Regions from separate parts of the Mus musculus genome. Here region 1 is linked to region 2. The links are chromatin loops, found by intact Hi-C in ENCODE. Cell type or tissue: left cerebral cortex. All regions are shown on one strand.

Evidence for each region. A loop is a pair of places that touch in the nucleus more often than their neighbours do. Peaks named below come from ENCODE experiments on the same cell type or tissue, not always from the same donor. Only the 100,000 strongest peaks of a DNase experiment are listed, where the experiment ranks them.
Region 1: a loop joins it to region 2, with 7 times the contacts of the local background. A loop is called at or near these places in 2 of 42 quality-filtered maps.

Annotation. Positions count from the first base shown.
Region 1 is chr11:81,510,654-81,513,153 of GRCm38, reverse strand. It overlaps a transcript of Asic2 not described here. Among named protein-coding and RNA genes, the nearest start is that of 1700071K01Rik, 62 kb to the left of the region's middle. In left cerebral cortex, a CTCF peak has its summit at 1,521; DNase peaks (open chromatin) are centred at 521 and 1,568.
Region 2 is chr11:80,880,844-80,883,343 of GRCm38, reverse strand. Asic2 (acid-sensing (proton-gated) ion channel 2) reads left to right here. Exons shown (of 10, transcript NM_007384.3): 9 at 1,663-1,731; 10 at 2,186-2,500. The coding sequence ends at 2,287. Among named protein-coding and RNA genes, the nearest start is that of Gm51909, 16 kb to the left of the region's middle. In left cerebral cortex, no CTCF peak of the experiment used is centred here; a DNase peak (open chromatin) is centred at 942.

The sequences.
Region 1 (2,500 bases), 630 kb before region 2:
TGGGATCTACTCTACCTCATATGCCCAATTTCATACCAGACAGGAGCCTTTCTGAACCTGCTCACTCCACTGTAAGCTAGAGGAAAGGAGAGGAGCTACCCAAGGGGCTACTAGGAGCTTGACACCCCACCATGACATGACTGCTCCTCAGTGTGTTCACTATGGCTAATGAAACTGTACAGGAGTTTAAAGTGGACCCCAGAGTACTAGACTCTGCTTACATTGCCCAGCCAGCACTCCCAGAAAGACTCCAGCAGGACCACACATCCCTTTCTTCTTTCTTGCCTCACATCAGACCCTGAGAGCATCCTCTGCCTTCCTCCACATTTTTTACTTTCTGATCCTGTTGTTTTAAGACCTAAATACTAGATAGACCCACTACCCCATATTCCAGTTCCTGCTGGAAGCCAGTTGGACCTAGGGTAACAGGAACGTTGGTTGGCAGCTTCCTCATTTCCCAGATGGACAAGCAGATGAGGCCCTTCTATTATGGGATGAGTTAATGAGTCCTGCGCATGCACAACACATATGCACACGTGTGCGTGCACACTGTTCTGGGAATTCTGCCACGCCCTGCCAGAATGATGTGTCCCCATCTGCCTCACAATACCACCGTTCCCAGAACGGTCTGTGCAGGAGAACGGAGGCTGTATCTTCGGACCCACTCTTTTGCCATGCCCCTTTTATTTTTCTAATTCCTGACACGAAGCAGCCCTTTGCAAGAAGGAGCAGAACCAGACCCCAAATATGGACGTGACTATAACTGAAGCATATGGTTTATACTTTCATCTTCCCCTCTGCAGTAGCCTGTGGCTCCTGGAGTCCTAGTTCCATCTTATACCAGTTTGGGCTCTAGAGGAAGGAAAGACAGATGCCTCCCACCCACAATTTCCATGCGAGCTGAGCTGGAAGACCCCTGAGGTTACAATACCACTCTACCCACCCCAGAGGTCTATATGGAGAATACATCTGCTGAAAAGTTACAAGACCTGCTTTTAGGGAACTCTTGGGGTGGGAATTTCACACTCTGCCTGATAATAAATGCTTTCCTTTCTGTTCTCAGTACAAAAAAAAAAAAAAAACTTTAAAATTTTTTTGAAATAATTATAGACTCACAAGAAGTTGCAAAAATTAACAGAGTAGTCCCATATACTTATCACTCAGCTTCTCGAATCATTTTACACAATGTGTTATATTATCAAGAGCAGGAAATTGACATCAGCACAATGCACTTAACTTAACCAATACAATTAACTTGATTATAGACTTTACTCAAATGTCACCCACTCTGTGTATGTGTGTGTGTGTGTGTGTGTGTGTGTGCATACACATGCTCGAAGTTCTATAAAATTTTTATTAGATCTAGAGGGTTTTTAAATTTTTGAGACACTTTCAGATTTATATACAGCTGTTAAAAAAAAAAAAGACAGATCCTGTATGTCTCATTCCCTCTTAGTAATGTCTTTCAAGGTTGTACTGTGACCAAGACATCCCTGCAGGAAGCACACATCACAGCACTGCAGGGGGAGACATTGCATCCCCACAGGAGGCACACACACCACCATCTCCCGGATCCCTGCTCTCTTTTTCAGTAGCTACACCTACGACCCTGCTGTCCACCAACTAGTCACGCAGACTGATTCCTACCGCTTAATTCACTATCTTGAAGCTGTTTAAACTGCACTAGTTGCTGTGCCTATTTTAGAATAATTTATCCTTATCTATAAAAATCTTTCTTGGGTTTTACTAGGAATTGCAGTAATCTCAAAGAAATCAATTAGAGTGAAAAACTGATATGCTTAATCCATCAATCTGTGAACATGGCTACATATCCCCATTTAGTAAGATGTTTGCTTCATTTTTATAAAAATATGTCATTGAAAACATACAGACTCAGTGCATATTTGGACTATAAACACTTCGGGTTTTAGCAACCATAAATAATAATATTTTGTTTTTTTTTTTTATTTCACCTGATGATACTTTTAGTGCTGATTGTATTGATGGGTCTTGCTGTCTTGGTTGGGGTGTGAAGTACCAAAGAGTCTCAGACAGTGTGTCTCTCGTTATAACTCTGAGGATGTTTCCAGAAAATATTACCTTAGGGAGGAACACCCTCCCTGAATGAGAGTAGCACCATCCAGTCGTCTGAGACTCTAGACAGAGGAAAAGTGGCAAAGGAGAGTCTAAACTGTCTTCCTCTGTACCCCAGACTTCTGAGGTGAGTGAACCTGTCACATCCCCCTGGATCCCCAAGGTGTCACAGTGTGCTGCATAACTACAGGTCCAGGACACAGACAAGTGACTGTCTTAGTTTTGTTTCCTGTTGCTGTGATTTAATACACACACACACACACACACACACACACACACATATATATTAATATATATACCTCGACAAAAGCAGGGTGCTTATTTGGTCTGTGGTTCTAGGTTCCAGTCATCAATGTGAGAAGGTTAAAGTGGGAAGAGCCTGAAGCGTCTAGTCGGAGCACCTCAC
Region 2 (2,500 bases):
ATAGCTTCATTCCATCCACACAAAGACACTTCTCCTAAGCATGGGGCAGGAATCTTAAGGAGAAGTGGATATGAAAGAAATGGTCACCCTCCTCCTCCTCTCTTTGGACTTGTCCTACATCACAGAGAGGGAGTGGAGTGATGAGAAGAGGTCAGGCTGTGCAGACAACAGCCCTGAGTCCCTTCCACAGAGGGACCAGGGCAGGGTTTCATATCCTTGGTGAGTCCACATCTATATACAACATATCATACCCAACATATTATATGCACATGCATCACACACATATCATACTCAAGCATACATGTATCACATGCATTCCTACAACACTCACACATGTGTGCACTCACACACACACACACACACACACACATTCAGACCATATTCACAGATTTGCATACCACACACAGCACACTCAGGAGTACACACCACTCACAAGTCTGCCCTCTGAGATGCCTGTCTTCTACGAACTGTCTTCCAGAGCCTAGCCAGCCCACAAGAGGAGGCATCCCCCAGGAAAACCCATCAGTCCCCAGATAGGAAACTACAATGCCTACCAGTCACTTCTGCCACTCACAGACTGAGGGGCTATAACCATTAGAGGTGCCTGGGGCCATGTTTCTCAAAGATTCTCAAACAAGAGGCCCAGGAGCATGTCAGTTCTTCCAACTTCCTAACCCAGGCAAGAGTAAGCCTGCCCAGGACCACTGTGCCCAGAGGAATCTGGGCAGAAAGCCAGGCTGGGCCAGCTGTCCAGAGAACGGCTGAGTTAGTAGACTAACCTACCTGTGAATAGGTCCTTGCCAGCTCTGCCCTGCCCCAGTGATTACTTGGAGACCTCCACGTCCTTAGCCACAGATGGGCAATACCACAGATGGGCTGGGTGTGCCTCCCTGAAACTGGTGGTGGTTCTAAAGGTTCTACAACACTCCCACACGGCACTGTCACTTGGGACTCTCTCCGCCTCTTCGTTGTGCTTCCCAAGGAAAGAAACAAATACCCCTAGCAGTGATTTCGGTAGAGCTCCTTGTTCCTCAGCACTGCGACTGCAGCCCAAATAAAGCCAGCTTCTTATTCTGCTTTATGCATTAATTCCTGTGAGAAGCAGTACAAAGTAAATGGCAAATTGAGCCACATTAGATAACAAGTTTAAGAACTACCCTTAATTGCTATGAATAAAGTGTCATAACCTTGGTCGTGCACTCATCCTGTGGAGTTATCTGCCCTTGGAAGTGAATAGCAAAGCTGGGTGTGGTGGTATATACTACTCAGCAGTGGGGAGACTGGGGCAGGGGGATGGTGAACTTGAAGCCAACTTGAGCTACACAGTGAAGAAGAGATCCGAGGATCCATGGAGATCCGAGCAGCGCCTTTAGCTTATATACTGGGGAAAGCAGTCCACACAGCAAGGCAGAGCCCTCCCCATCCTCCTCCAAGATCTGTTTGCAGCAACAAAATCCCATGGAGTCCAAAAGGCAAGCTCGAGAAAATGAGGCCCCTAGAGCTGTCCACCAGGCAGAGTTCTCACCATTGTATGTAGAACCGCAGCCCACACCGTCACTGCCTATGTGACTCCCTGACTCACTCCAAGGAAGGATCTTTGGCCTTTGCATCATCTCTCCCCCCCCCCCCCAGCCTGACTGCCATGTCCTGTCTTTCTTACAGCTGATCAAAGAGAAGCTATTAGACCTGCTTGGCAAAGAAGAAGAGGAAGGGAGCCATGATGAGAACATGGTAAGACTAGCTCGCAGTGGACTAGCTTGCGGAGGCAATACCAGATATCCTGTGTATCGGATATTTACATTACGATTCATTACAGTAGCAAAATTATAGTTTATCAAGGAGCAACAAAATAATTTTATGGTTGGGGGGGTCACCACAAGAGGAGCTGTATTAAAGGGCCGCAGCATTAGGAAGGTTGAGAAGCCCTGCTCTAGAAAAATCAAGCGCACATTCCAAGTCCAGACATCTAGCCCTTCCCCCCTAAGCCATCGCAAGTCAACCAAGTCAGCCGCAAGTGTTACCTTGTACCCACTGGAGTGTTTTAGAAGCTCCCACCGTGCAGGACTTTGCGGTAGACAGGACTCGCGATAGATAGATAGATAGATAGATAGATAGATAGATAGATAGATAGATAGATAGATAGATAGATAGATAGATGACAAGTGCCCCTTTCTTTTCCCTGCAGAGCACCTGCGACACAATGCCAAACCACTCCGAAACCATCAGCCACACTGTGAACGTGCCCCTGCAGACAGCTTTGGGCACCCTGGAGGAGATTGCCTGCTGACACCTCTCAGGCAGCCCAGCACCTCCAAACAGACCTTAAAGGCCCAAGACCCAGGACAGGGGACAGCAAGCTCAGGTGGCATAGCCCCTGAGGACAGAAAGAAGCAAGAGCCCCCCCATATGCACACATTGCGAACTTCTGCCAAACCTCACCTGGCCACATCTGACACGAACGGTCCCGGGCCCAGCCTCGTGTCCCTCATAGGACCGATGA